Regions from separate parts of the Homo sapiens genome. Here region 1 is linked to region 2. A link is a contact called in ENCODE Hi-C or POLR2A ChIA-PET data. All regions are on one chromosome and are shown on one strand. The core of a region is the stretch at or near the end of the contact, and the rest is flanking DNA. Distances in the headings are between cores, read along the strand shown. Region 1 holds the start of BAG3 (BAG cochaperone 3). Region 2 overlaps GRK5 (G protein-coupled receptor kinase 5).

The links. A loop is a pair of places that touch in the nucleus more often than their neighbours do. ChIA-PET counts read pairs that join two places held with the same protein, here RNA polymerase II (POLR2A). Pooled maps may share reads with other maps.
Region 1: a pooled map shows a loop between it and region 2 (2.9-fold over the local background). The contact joins the promoter of BAG3 here to the enhancer-like site in region 2. A Hi-C loop is called at or near these places in 1 of 50 pooled maps. POLR2A ChIA-PET finds 5 or more read pairs at or near these places in 3 of 52 experiments (GM10248, OCI-LY7 and activated B cell).

What each region holds. Positions count from the first base shown.
Region 1 is chr10:119,649,362-119,656,909 of GRCh38, reverse strand. BAG3 (BAG cochaperone 3) reads right to left here and starts at 5,530. Exons shown (of 4, transcript NM_004281.4): 1 at 5,055-5,530. The coding sequence starts at 5,234. RefSeq lists a silencer at 5,478-5,777 and enhancers at 5,978-6,057, 5,438-6,392.
Region 2 is chr10:119,366,469-119,374,005 of GRCh38, reverse strand. All of the region lies in intron 2 of GRK5 (G protein-coupled receptor kinase 5), which reads right to left. Among named protein-coding and RNA genes, the nearest start is that of MIR4681, 7.7 kb to the left of the region's middle. RefSeq lists an enhancer at 4,560-4,879. Within about 2 kb of position 3,790, at least 21 of the 41 ENCODE cell types and tissues checked have a DNase peak (open chromatin) inside an H3K27ac peak, as active enhancers do; they include OCI-LY7, where a contact is called at or near this core.

The DNA.
Region 1 (7,548 bases), core at 4,281-6,780, 280 kb before region 2:
CCAAATCTGCTGTCCCATGTGTAAGACACTTCATAGTTTCTAGTTCAAAGAGCTGGTGAGGATTTAGAGATAAGGTTACCAAAAGCACCCACTCATATCTGGCACATATATATATATATGTGTGTGTGTTGACAGACAGAAAAATACTACATTCATTCCTCTCCCCCCAAATTCTTCCTAAGCTTTTGCAAGCTGCCTGGCTTCCTAAAAGGCTGCCAAGGTCCCAAAGATACCTTCATCGAAATACGTGACGACTTAGTAACACCAGATACCTCACATGGTATCACATGTGCCACATGATGCATACAGATGAATCCTGCACCTGCAAAACAAGGGGCTCTGGAGCCTGCCTCAGACGGCCGGCTGATGGGCATGGTGGCGCTCACCTATAATCCTAGCTACTTGGGAGGCTGAGGCAGGAGAATCGCTTGAACCCAGGAGACGGAGGTTGCAGTGAGCCAAGATCGCACTACGGCACCCCAGCCTGGGAGACAAAGTGCGACTCCGTCTCAAAAAAAAAAAAAAAAAAAAGAAGGCCAGCTGAGTCTATGCTCTGAGGCAGAAGCAGATCAGAGGTGTCTACTTGACTCACAACAAAAGGGAACCCAGGAGGGGCTGGAGAATAACACGGTCAAGTGTGACACAGGGTTCACTCGTGTTCGCCAGTGCCAGAGGGTCTCAAAGATCCTAATAAGCAAGGCCTTTGTCTTCAGTTTCTTCTGTAAGCTCTCTTAAACATTTAAGAGCAATATTAAAACAGCAAAACTTAAAGGAGAAAGAGTAGGTCTGGATGATGAATGGTTTTCTACTTTGGATGATAAACATCAGAACATCATTTTTAAATGTCAATAGAAAGTAATAAACATGTAGAGTGGTTTATATAAGGTGACTGTGTGTCATTCCAGAAACGAGGACAGCACTAAGCAAGCCTCATGGGTGGTATGAAGCTTTCTGACTCACAAGCAGCCCTGATAGCATCCAACAGTTAAGCCTTCCCAGCCCTGGCCAACGTCAAACGCTGCCGCAGGTCCTGTGTACAGGCTCCACCCTCATAAAGGGCAAATCTACCCTACAAAACGGGACAAATGATGTTCTCGGAGGTGCAGTCGGTTCTCATGTGAACAACACAGGCTGTTCTTCAGAGGGGAAAATGAAAGTCCTGGATGAGCTGGGCTCCAAGGCATCTGGCCATGCTGTTCATCTGCCCCCCAACAAATCACTTTCATGCAGTCGCACAGGAACTTGCTCAGCCACAACTGCAACTTGCTGGAAATACGAAGGAGAGAACGGCCACTCATTTCCTGATTGTGCTCCGCCTCTGCTAAGAGGCATAACAGCTTGCAATAGATCTGGAAAGAGCAAAACGATCTCATCTTTAAGAAAATTCAGGAGGCTCTGCTGAACCTTAAGCAAAATAAATGGGTCTCTCTACTTCAATCATAACTCGAAACATTTCCAGTGTTATCTGAAAGGATGTTTCTATCTCCCTGTCACAGTGCCTGAGTATAATCTGTTAAATGATTATGGTGAGATTCTGCCAGATGGGCAAGACAAAAAGAAAAGGCTCTGGCTTGCTTCTTCCTGGGGTCCAGGAAGATCTCTGGACCACCTCCCCACTCTCGCACTGCCAGCCACCCTGCCAGACTTTGCAAGGTGCTGTCTCGGCTCGCTTCCCATGTCATCCCCATATTCACACCTCCAGAAGCCCGCGTACCTGGGGAGTTTCCCCAAGAAGGAAAATGGAGGCTTGGGAAAATGCTCTGCAGGATAGATGTTCAGGAGGCACTAAGCCGCAGCTCCTCCTCCCCAAAATGGGATCACTGGCCATCCGTGGCTCCCACTGCCAGTGCAGCAGAATCAGAACCACCAAAAAAGCTTTCTGGACTTAATAGTTTTCTGGGCCCTACACTGAGCAATTCAGATTTGAACATGGGGTTGGGGCAGGGAGGCGATGAGACACAGCCACAATCTGTGTTCTTAACAGGACTCCCTGGAGAGTGCCAGACTGGTAACCCCCAAGATCCATGGAGCTAGAGCGGCCCTGCTCCATGAGGGAGGAAGGTCTCCCTCTCATCCCAAGGAGGCCTGGCGGGAACAGCACTCCAGAACATCCGGCCTCTGTTTATTCAGGGAGGAGCCTGGAGGAGTGGCTGCACCAGCACTGAATGCCATCCTCTGCCAGGAAAGGGCCTGGACTGGTATGAACTTGCCAAATTAGTGGGAAGCCCAAGTGTGCAGAAAATCAAAATCCAGGAAGACTGCAGGTGGGGAGGCCCAGCTGCTTAGAATGGGGCTGGATGAAGCCCAGCATCTTTGCCGGGAGCCGTCCTGCTTCAGCAATGACAGAAGATACTTGCTTTCGCTCTGCCCCTCTGTGAAAACAGGGAGTTGTCCTAACTACTTCAGGAGAAGGCGGAAGATCAACTGCAAGACGGCAGTAGAAGACGAAATAAAATACAAAGGTCTAGTCTTTTCTTTCCATTTTCTTACTAACGTGATTAAATTTTAAACATCCTGAAGCTGAGTCCTCCCCCAAAAGAGAGGTCGTCTCTTGAGCTCCTCATGCTCAATGAACAGCTTTTTACTGATTGACAGCATTTCCTCTTGAAGATGATGATGCTCAGACGGGCCTCAGCTCAGCTCCTCCAAAATCGCCCTTTGTTTTCTGCAAGGGCCTTTTTCTCATTATGCATTGAGAAGCCAATTTCAAATACAAAATGATATTCAAGGATTTTCCACTACATTTAGTCTCCAGTAAGGTGTAACTCACACAAGTGCAACCTGATATTGTGTGTGTCAAAGCACAGGATTGAAAGCAATGAAGCACAAACAGCTCATGGGCTGAATGTTAGTTTTCTCCTTAAGTTTTGGTGCCATGCTGACAAGTCTCAAGTCATTCACTTGGTAAAGGGAACTCTTTTCTTGAGTTCATCAGTCCCATCATCAAAATCCAAGCAACCTCAGCACAGAGGTCAGTGACCCAATAACTTGGTGGCCAGGAGGGCACAAAAATAATCAAGTATTCTAGCCTGCATGCCTCAGTTTCCCAAAACACTCACTTCCAACTTCTGAAGAGACACACTGCCTCTTATTAGGACTTTCCTGACACTAGTTCTCTCCCTGTTGTTGGTACTAGCTGGATGACCTTCAAAGTCACACCTGAACTCTCTGGGTTTCAGAAAATAAAGAAGCCTAACATAAGAGATCTTCAAGGACATTTCAACTTTAAAATTTTGACCGTGAAATTTTCAAATAAATCTTCCCAGCATCAGACTTCTGATTTAGTAGTTCTTTGTATTTGCTGACAAGAATAATGGTAACTAAACCTGCTTTTTTTCTTTTAATAAGGTTTATGAAATCACAGCCTAACCCATGCACCAGGTGGGTACAGGAAGATCTCAACTTGCTGGGTAAGTTTCATGCTGAGAACAAAGTGCTGGGAATGTTTATGTTCAAACTTGATCTTCACTCACAACAAAGGCTGCCAACAGATACCACTATCCCTATGTCTACAGGAAGAAGGCTTCAAAATAATAGTTGTAAACCACACTAAAGATCATGTACATCCACGCAGACTCCTAAGAAAGGTGGTTTGAAATGAGTGTCAGTTTCACCCAAAAATGGGTGGAACAGACACACAAAAAGGTATATGTAACTGTGCCCATCCCAGCTAATTACAGCCTCTTGTACTAATTTTCAAGAATAAATATACAACTAATCTCTCGTAAATGTAAACTGCTGCCTGTACACGGTCTCACTGCTGGGCACCGGAGTTTTATCAATATTGTTAAAACAAAAAGTGCATAAAGATGAAGGGAAATAATACAGGTCTTTCTTCTAAAACAATGGGTTACACAGCAGTTTTAATTTGGTGAGTTTTTAAATCTTCAAAATAATTTACCAGCTCTTTGCTGCTTTTATCTTGCCCAGACGGCGTTAACAATTCAGCTTTAAGTATAACATATTTATTTTAAAAACTTTTTATCCTGAAAGCTCAAATTTATAAAAAATTGAAAGAATAGTATAACTAACTCTGATTTTTGAAAATTAACACACTCATTCCAAATTTACATTTTCAAATTTCATGCTCTTGGGGATTAAGAAGTATATATCCTTGCATGTATGTAAATGAGACATACTTCTGCTGTATTCACAAGAGTATCATTAGTCAGTTATTTGTGTACTGGTAACAAATCCTAAGTATTTTAATACCATAACAAGGCAGGAAGCGAATGCCATTATAAATATACACGTATCATTCTCTTTCTCTCCAGTGTGAGGCAATGTGGTAAGGCAATGGCCAACTGTAAGACAGTCTCAGATCTCTAGTCTAGATCTCTAGAAACTGCTGGGGAGAAGCACACCCTGTTTTTTATTTTACAAATCATACTAGGATACGTTCATATTGAAAGCACTTTCAAACAATAATACAATTTTAATTTAAAATACACACACACACATATATATATGAATGTTTTGACACCAGCCTCCAGAGTCATTGGGTGCCTAACATGGGACAGTAGCCAAGATACCCCTCAACCAAGTTGGAGAACTTGAGCGGTAAAATTCCCCCCAAAACCACCATCCAAGCTTGCGAGTGTCCCCCTCGAGTCCGCGGTCAGCAGGGTGCGCCGCGGGTCCCGGGCCCGGAGGCCGAGCGGGCAGCAGGGGCCACGGTGGGCCGGGGCCTCCGGAGCTGACCAGGCCGGCCGCCCCTCTCCCAGCCCTAGAGCGCGAGGCCAGCGCTGGACACCCGGCCTTCCGCCCTGGAGTCGAGCCGTGGACGGCACCGGAGCCACTGCGGGGTCGCTTCCCGGGCCACCGAATCCCGGGGCCTCCTTTCGCCCCGACGCCTGTCAAGGGCGGGTCCGGAGCGGGGACTCGTCCGGGCGCAGCGGGAGTGTGTGGCGGGGCGCGGAGCCGGTGTCCGCCCGCGAGGGGCCTTCGCCGACCCCCGGGCCCCGCCGCCTCGCGTCCCCCCGGCCCAGCCCACTCCCCGCCGCCTGCCGTCGAGGTGGCGCCACCGACCAGGGCGGGCCGCGGGCCCGGCTCACCTTGGGGCCCTCAGAGGGCACGCGCGGGTCGTTCCACGTAGTGGTGCGGCTGTTGTGGTCCACGAAGAAGGGCCAGCCGGTCTGCGGGTCGATCTTGATCTCCCATCCGGGGGGCAAAGGGTCGCGGTCACCGTTGCCGGACGCCACCTGCATCATGGGCGAGTGGGTGGCGGCGCTCATGCTGGGTTGGGGTCTGCCCGCTGGGGCGCGGGTGCGGGGCGCTGGCTCCGGGCGCCGAGTCTCTGGCCGGGCCGCCGCCGTGGGCCCCTCTCCGCCGCCGACGTGTCCGGGAAGCCGGCGCCGGGCACCTTTATGAATTAAAGGCGGGGGTGACGTGGCCAGAGAGGGGTGGAAGTGTCTGGAAATAGCCTCCTCGCTGCCAGAGGGGAAGGAGGAGATAAAGGGAGGTAGCAACTGGCCGGCTAGAAACTTCTGGTCCAGTCCAGAGAAGTTGGCCGCGGCCCGGGGTTGGATGCGGAGCTCCGCCCTGAGTCATCGGCTATAATCGCGGCGGGCGGGGCAGAGGAGCGGGGGCGGGGCCTCGGCCCGCTCGCCCCTCCCCCACCTCCTCCCGCCCCTCCCCCTTCCGACTCGTGCGCGTGCCCGGGCCGGAGTCGCCGCGGGCGGGCGCGGGCGCGGCTTCGGGGTCCGCCTGCGGGTGGGAAGCCGGACGAGCTGGACTGGGGCCGTCCTCCGTGCGCCCCGGGCGGGTTTCGGCTTTCATAGTCGCTCTCTCCCTCTCCTTTGCGCCGAGTGAGTGTTCCCGGGGCCGGAGCCCGTGCTCCCCGTGCCTGCCGCCCGTCCTTCCTGTACAAACAAAACCATCTCGCCCACCTCCACCCCCTCCCCCATATATGATAGCCGAGGACCCTGAGGGCTGTCCGGGAGGAGCGCGGGGACTCTCATCTGACACCGGAAGGAAGCCAGGGAGAAAATGGAAGTCAGTGCAAACTCACCTGCCTTCCTTTGGAAACTTCAAGAAAAAAAGAGATTGTATCAACTGATGGCTTTTAGTCTCCTAGACTAAAAAGAAAGTTTCGTTGCAGCTTTAAAGATAAATCACATTTTCTTGGGTCTGGATCTTTTTTATGGTAGAGATTGGTTCTTGCTATCTTATATCTTGACCCTGATTTGGGAAGTAAAGACCGAATAACCATGACATTTTTTGTTTGGTTTATTCAATTGCACTTGTAACCTGTCAAAGGAGAAAATTACAACACATTTAAAGATCTTTTTTGTTGTTGTTGTTGTTGATTTTCATTTTTTAACTTTTATTGTTAAAGATCTTATTTGTGATTCTAGAAATTGGGCAACATCTCCATTAAATTAGAATAAGTGCTCCCATGAGCTGAGCAGAAGAGGTTGGTTTTATAGACAGAGAAGGGCTGAAGAAAGCAGAAACAAAGAACCAAGACTGGATTGGTTGTTTCAAAATTACTTTCCTTGTAAGGAGGGGACAGAGAGACAGAATCATAGAAAAATAACTGATGAGGGCTTGCCACCATGGCTCATGCCTATAATGCCAGCACTTTGGAAAGTCAAGACTGGAGGACCTCTTGAGTCCAGGAGTTTGAGACCAGCCTGGACAACACAGTAAGACCCCCATCTCTGCATAAACAAAAAATAAGCCAGGTGCAGTGGCTTATGCCTGTAGTCCCAGCTACTCAGGAGGCTGAGGTGGGAGGCTCATTTGAGCCCAGGAGTTTGAAGCTGCCATGAGCTATGATTTTGCTCTTCATGCCAACCTAAGCGACAGAGCAAGACCCTATCTCTTTAAAAGAAAGAGAGAGAAAGAAAGAGAGAAATGATTGAGAGAAATGTAACATCAGGTTACATACTTCAGATTACTGTACAGTTGACCCTTAACATGGGTTTGAATTGAGCAGGTCCACTTGTACATGGATTTTTTTTCAATAAAAGTTACACCGATGTGCTTGCCTCTCCAGTCTCCCCTTCCACCTCCTCCACCTCTTCTGTCTCTGCCACCCCTTGACAGGAGAATCAACCCTTCCTCTTCCTTCCCCTCCTCAGCCTCCACGTGAAGATAATGAGGATGATGACGTTTATGATGATCACGTCCACTAAATGAGTAGTAAGTGTACTACTCTTCCTTATGTAAATGTAAAATCTCTTCCTTATGATTTTCTTAACATGTTCTTTTCTCTAGCTTACTTTATTGCACGAATACATATAATACATATACAACATATGTGTTAATTGACTGTTCATGTTATTGGCAAGGCTTTCCGTCAAGAGTAGGCTATTGGTAGTTTTGGGAGATTCAAAGTATGCAGGGGCGGGGCATGGTGGCTCACGCCTGTAATCCCAGCACTTTGGGAGGCCAAGCGGCGGATCACTTGAGATCAGAAATTTGAGACCAGCCTGGCCAACATGGTGAAACCCCAACTCTACTAAAAATACAAAAATTAGCTGGACGTGTGGCACATGCCTGTAATCCAGCTACTCGGGAGGCCGAGGCAGAACTGCTTGAACC
Region 2 (7,537 bases), core at 2,541-5,040:
ACTTTTCTGTAAAGGGCTAGTGGGAGATATTTACTACTAGCCATATGGTAGTAGTTTGAGGGCCATATGGTCTCTTTCACAACGATTCAGCTCGCTGTTGTAGTGAAAGCCTCCGCAGACTACGCAGGCACACTCGTATTATTGCACTTCACTTTATTGTCTTTTGCAGATATTGCATTTTTTATATGAATTGAAGGTTTGTGGCAACCCCGTGTCGAGCAAGTCTATCCGCACCATTTTCATTTCCCCAACAGCATGTGCGAACTTCCTGTCTGTGTCACATTTCAGTAACTCTCAAAATATTCCACCTGGGAGCCTACTGAAAATGCAGATTCTCATTCCCCCCACCCCACTTCAGACCTACTATATTAGTCTGTTCTCATGCTGCTAATAAAGACATACCTGACTGGGTAATTTATAAAGGAAAGAGGTTCACTTGACTCACAGTTCCACGTGACTGGGGAGGCCTCACAATCATGACAGAAGAGCAAGGGACGTCTTACATGGTGGCAGGCAAGACAGAGCGTTTGCAAGGGAACTCCCCTTTATAAAACCATTAGATCTTGTGAGACTTATTCACTATCATGAGAACAGCATGGGAAAGACCCATCCCCATGATTCAATTACCTCCCAACAGGTCCCTCCCACACATGTGGGAATTATGGGAGCTACAATTCAACATGAGATTTAGGTGGGGACATAGCCAAACCATATCACCTACTGACTGAATCAGAATTCCACTGGTAGGGCCCAGAAATCTGTGTTTTAACATACTCTCCAGTTTAAAGCAGTGCTTTTCCAGCTATCTATGGAAAAGAACCAGTTTTTTAAATTTCCAATCCATCACGGACTGATACTTTTGTAAATCTCCATTGTTCCCAACTTTCCACGTGAGTCTGACAACAGCCAACTGCTTTATCACCTGTTCCACAAGATGAGTCCACTGATCACACACCTGGATGCTACAGCCACAACGAATTGCTATGAGTGTTTCTAAGCATCTCTGTACTTATCACAGACCAGTAAAATCAGTCCACGAACCACACTTTGAACTGCTCTAGAAACACAAGGTCTTGTATTCCTTTCTTTGGAGAGTCATCCCTTCCCCTATAATAATTCTTTGGGTGAGGCCAACACCAAGCTCGGAGATGAGCACAGGGCCCAGGCCTTACCAATCTGAGTCTTTACTTGAACATTTTTTGGCACTCTAAGGAAAGTTACTTTTTCTTTATTTGAAGCCTTTAACTCTTAGGACCATGTAAGCCTGGAGTTGCTGGTGGCTATCTTGTGGCCATATAGAAAGAACCTGTCAGAGAATGAAATCAAAACTGTAGAAAGTAGAATAATAAATAGTGTCCTGATGATGTTTGAGACCTGGATCCAGCCATACCTGAAGCTATGAGATTTACCCCTGGACTTTTCAGTCACATAAACCAACAGACTTCCTCTAACCCTTAAGTTAGTTTGAGTTGGGTTTCAGTCCCTTGCAATTTATTGGTGCTGAGTAATAAGCCTTCAGATATAATGAGTATCTGGAAGACTCAAAATGAAAACCTATATGCAAAGGCTTTGCAGTAAAGTGCTACACTGTCAGGACACCACAGCAAGATGGGGCAGTACTATTAAAGAACTTCTGTCCTCAGCCTCCACCACGAAGTTGGATCCTCATGAATATTCTAGAATGCCTATATCTATAGCTGATTAGTACATAGTTCAGAAACACCAAAGCACTACCACGCTGCCTGGATCCTAAAGGCAAGCAGGGTTGCCTTGCTTGGGTGAGGACTTCTTCAGAGCTAGCACAGGGTGGCGAACAAGCACAGGCTTGGGTCTGAATCCTACCTCCATCCCCTAGCTCAGAGGTTTTCAGCAGCGGGAAATTTTGGCAATGTCTGTAGACATTTTGTGTTATCACAACTGTGAGGTTACTACTGATTAGTGGGTGGAGGCCAGGGATGTGCTAAATACCCCACAATGCACAGGACAGCTCCCTGCCACACATAATTATTCTGCTCCAAATGGCAATAGTGTCTCCACAGTGGAGCAACTCTGGATGGCTGTGTGGTCTTGGGCAAGTCCCTTTACCTGAGGCCATCAGAGTTAGCTGGTTGCTGCCGGGGATTGGCAACAACGCATGTGAGCACCTGGCCCAGCCTCAGCACACAGTAGGTGCCACAGAAACAGCAGCCACTGGACAGATCCTATCTCCTCTATCAGACTCAGGAAATGATGGGTTTTACTTCTCCGATGACTGAGAAAGGAGATAGGAGGTAGCTGGTGAAAAAGGAACCTTGACTCTCCATTAGCACCAAAGCAGGCAGGAGTTCCCCACTGTCACCGAGCCCTTCGGCCCTGAGCTCCGGGAGGGCAGGGCAGGGCAGGGCCATGCCAGCCTGCTTGCTCTTCCTTCAAGGCTCCTTCTCGGAAGCAGGCCACATGTGTCCCACCAGCACATGCCCGAGGTTCAAATCTCATAACCCAGTCAATTCCTTCAAGACTCATACCCCCAGCGGACTGAGAAACAGGAATGATATTGATAGTTAAGATAAATAAATGCTGTCACTGTTTTCATTCTTTTCGAGTGACATGAAATGGGAACATACTTTCTTAATTAAGAGCCTGCAGTATGTGGACTCTTGGAGGGCAACCAGAGTTTCCCAATAGGAGGTGGCGAGGACACAGGCAGTGAGGGCGGCCCAGCTTCCCTCGGATGGCCACGGGGCCCGAGCACAGCCAGGCCCTCCCACCGGGCTAGGGGAGAGTGGGCGGCCATCCCTGGGGACGGGGAGCGGGGAGAAGCTGCAGCCCGGGTGCGGGGAGGGCTGTCCACCCCACTGAAACCTGCTTGGGACTGTGTGCATTGTTGCCCCAGGCACTCCTAGAGCTCGGGCCAAGGAAAACACACGTTCAATTTCAGAAGTAAGAGCAAGGACGGAACGCGGCTTCCTGAGGAAATGGAAATGCTAACACTGGGGCTCTTGGAAATGAAACCACATGTTGATTGTAAAGGTTGTGAGGCTGGAGTGGGGCGGGGGGGTGGAAGGAGGGGGGTGTCCAAAGGGATGCCTGGAACCATCTCTCCACCAACTGAAGGTTTATTTTATTTTATTTAACTTCATTTTCCCAAAATACCAGGTTACGGGGGGCTGTGGCAGAGAAGGGGGTCCCTGATAGATCCTAATGCAATTTAGGAAATGGACATGGGGAGAGAGGATCAGACAGAGGCTGCCAGCCCTCTACTCTGCCGTATTTCAGGTTTGAAACAATAAACAGAGAAGTGATTCGAAAACAGCTTTCTCTTAAAAATTCCTGCCAAAGCTGGAAAAAACAATCGGGCGTTTGCTCCGAGGAAAAAGCTCTCTGACGTTTGAAAGGCGAGATGGCATCACGGATAACAGCAGAGCTTCCCAGCCCGCCCCTTGGAAGGCGCAGGAGAGGAAAAAGGAAACATTTGGTATGTGGTTAGCAACAGCTGAGTGGCCTTCTATTACTTCAAGAAAGATGTTTTTGTGTGAATAAAAAATGACATATGGTGTGTCACACAAACACACCCAAACCAAGCCCTGCCATCTTCCTGTGCCATTCGTCCCTCTCGTTCTGGGCTCTAGTTTTACGGAATGTCTTGTGCTTGTCACATGTTTCTGTGGGATCGAAATTATTAAGCCCAAGTCTCACAAAGTTTGGTGGCACTTGGAGAAGCCACATGTGAAACCACTGAATCGCAGGGTGTCTGGGCCTGGGCTGCCAGGCAGGGGAAGTGTGGCGGGGACAGTGGGGAGGAAAGAAGGCTCTAGGCTGTGGGTCTGTGGAAGGAAGAAAAGGGTGGGTGGAAGGGTGCTTGTGCGGGCCCCTGCCTCTCTGATGAGGGTCCAGGTCTCTGGCTTGAACCCATCAGATGCAGTCAGGGAGGTATCCAGGAGTCTGGGGAAGGGCTGGGGGCTGAGATGGACAGGACATGGACTATACCATCACCATGAGCAGTAATGGAGCTGCCAGAGTCCGGCAGTGACCTCTATCACCAAGGACAAAAAAGGCAAACAATTTAGATATCTCCTTGCAGTGGGAATGGGCAAAGAACTGGCTGGGTAAACGGAGGGTCAGGGGTGGGGGTGGACTGAGGGAACGGCAGGACCACTTGGCAGGTAGATCCTGATGCTGGACAGGCAGTCGCTGGAAGGGGCCTGGCATATCGGAAAGAAGGTCCAAAGCACTGTGCTCTGAGCCCTCTCCTCTGCCCGGAAGCCCGGCAGGCTGACTGCAACCTCCACTTTTGTGCTAGCCTGGGGACACCAAAGAGGCGTCCGCAGAAAAGGCACCTGGCGCATCAGCAGTGCTGGTGCTTTAAGAGCCGGGGCAAAAAGGAAACACACCCATGCGTGACCTGTGGTTGTTTCTATTTTTCCATATTTTTGAGTTTTTACAAATGAGGGGAAAACAGCTCTCCTAAAAGCACAGCTGCAAAATCACTGAGATCAGGAAGAGCCTGGAAAGCAAAGAACTGTGACTGCCAGACAGCTCTCCTTTCCGTGCGGGGCCTGGGGAATGCGCAGCTGCTCAGAAGAACTTCGGGTTTGTTTTACCCTGCGTGGCCTGTGGCGGGACCTTCCAGTGAGCCGGGACGGGGCACCTGGGACAGCCTTGGTCAGTGATGACCACTGTTTGTGTCTTGAACACCCAGGGCCTTTCCTCACCTGTGCTCCGCCTAAAAGCACCTGGGACACCATCCACTTAGAAGGACATTCTTTCTACAACCTTTTTTCTCCTTGTAAAGAAATTTCATCCAGATACATGCAGTTTTAGAAAGTGAAACTCCTAGGCCACACCCAGACCGACTGCATCAAATCTCCAGGGCGTCAGTATTTTCTTAAAAAGCTCCCTAGGTGATTCCAACACTGCATTAACTGTAAGGTCCAGTTCACCATTTTATCCCCACCACCTGGATCAGTGCCCGGCCCAGGCAGGAGCACAGGTGTTTATCTAAAATGAATGAATGATTGAACAAACCAACAAACAGATCACTGTGACAGGGAGGCCACACGCTTCCAAACTGGGGAGTATATATCTCCAGCCCACGTTCTCCTGATGCTCTGCCAGAAGTGAAGGCCTCCCTGAACCAAGTAGATGATGAGGGCTGTGCCTAAGGTGGCTTCTGTCCAAGGCAACGAAAGGGTCAGCATGGCTCCCTGGGCTCAGGTCCCTGGGCGGAGGCAAGGCTGGGCCAGGCTGCCTGCTGCTCAGAGCTGCAGCACAGTAAGCCCAGAGCCCCCAGAAGTGAGGCGGTCTGAGCCCAGGGGCCCTGCCTGGCATGCCCCTTTCGAGAAAGCACATCGGTGCATGGGACTGGGGCTAGGAGATTGGGCTTTGTGTCCAGCTCCACGTCTGACCCTGCATGACCTCTGACCCATCATTCTTCTCTCTGGACCTTGGTTTCCCCTTTTACAAAATAGGGCTGATGAACAAGGGGGGCTTAAATGCCTCCCATTTCGGTAGCTTCACAGTGGGGCTGTGAGCCTGGTGGGAATGGAGACATCACAGGGCATGGGGCCTTTCTCCAGCGTCAGAGCCCCAAGGAGGGTTCACCACTGCTGGGGATCTTTAAACCCACCCAGCTGCCATCCCCCGCCCCCAGCACCACCCCGCACCTGCGACGTGGCAATACGGCTGGAGCAACACAAGCATGAGTTTAAAGGCAGCATTTCGCAGAGGCCTGGGGCTCTGAGGGGCGCCAAGGAGCCCTGGCTTTCATTTCAGGAAATCTGGGAGTCTTTACTTCCGCTCAGTGCCTCAGTCTCTCCCAAGTGCATTTCAGGTTGACTTCACATGGCAATGCCCAGCCCATCCTTCCTGCACGCTGCCCTGGCCTGCCAGGGAGGACTGGGGGCCCATCTTGCCTTCCAGGGCCCGGGGTCTGGCTTCCCCTGGAGCTATGAGCTAATCAAGCAAAAGCCACGGAGGGCCGGGCCAGGAAACGGCTGGGCAAGCCAGGGACCAAGGCAAATAGCAGCTTCCAGGCAGACCTGGCTCTTCCTGCCCTGGCCCTGCCGAGGCGCCTGGCTTCTTCCTGGGCCACTGGCCGGGGTCTAGCGAGGATCACGGCTGTGCTGGCCAAAAGCAGCTGGAGAAATGAATGCCTCGGAAGGTGGAGGCAACTGATGGTCTCCTGAAAGTCCTGATGTCTCAGGGTCCCAAGACCCCCAGCCACCCTTAATCCTCCCAACATGATCCCCATCAAGGGCTCAGCCAGCCCTGGCGTGTGCACTCACAGGGACAGGAAGCACTTCACCTGCAGAGCATCCAATACTCTTTATCAACACCATGCTGTGAGGCCATTCCCATTTTGAGACCAAGCCTGTCTTTCTGTTATACTGCCCTTTGGCTGTCATTCTTGGGATGTAGAGGACAAATGTTTGAAAGCAATTATTCTGTGCTCTTAGAGTCTTAGATACAGCTCCGATTCTCCCAGCCAACCATGTGACCACACCCCAACCCTGTCTGCCCAAGAACAGGGCGCAGTGGGTTTAACTCGCTGGGACCCAATCTGGGTCTTTGGTGATTAAATGTCAAATGACATCAACTCTTGCCAAGCCTCCTTCCATCTTTGCTCAGCTTGGCCCCAGACTCAAGAAGGGCTAGGCTTCGTGTCCTGAAGGAGGAAGAGATGGGTGTTTCACAGGCACACGAGCTCACCAATGCCCACACTCCAGATGAGAGATGGGGGAGAGGCACATTGCTTCAGCAGAATCTAACACAGGGAAGGCTAGAGCTTAGCAGAATTCTAGCTCGTGGTGTCGGGATTTTCGACACGGATCTTTAGAGTTTGGTAGAGCTGGTTTTCAGAAAGACATGAGCTTTGGTTCAGACACTGGCCTTTCCACTTTGCCACCTGATGTATTATAATAACAATAATGGAAACAATAGCAACTGACATGAATGAGGTGCTTCCTGCGTACCAGGCACAATGCTAGGCACACTACATGCATGTCTCATGCAATCCTCACAACAGCCTTCCAGAACAGGTGCTATCATCAGCCCACATTTTAGATGCCTAAAATCGAGACACTGAGAAGGAAATGGCACAAGGTCACAGGCTAGCAAGAGGCAGAGCTGGGATGTGAACTCAGCTCTTGCTGACAGCAGAACAATTATTCTGCATCTTTTAACTTTTAAGGGATCCATGGCAGCAGCAGACAAAGACTCGGGACCCTGAGAGGTGGATGACATCACATCAGTGGCACCATCTGGCAACCTCTAGGGGTCCACGGTGGGGAGGAGGCACCCCTGTCACCTAGATGTACCAATGACCTATTGGTCAATCAATTTCCTCAGGTCCAGGGGTGCTCCAGCCTCCAGGATAGAAAGACATGGGAAAGCTGTGGCAGCTTTGGGGCTGGCTATCAACTGGGCCTCAACATCTAGTGGCTGGGCCAGGAGAATGATCTGGAATGCCCTTTCTTCCGTTGCTCTTCCCAAAAAGAAAAGCTGAGCCGAGTAGCTGCCCCCCTCCTGCCCTGAGTTCCTTCAGTTCTGTGAGCTGCAC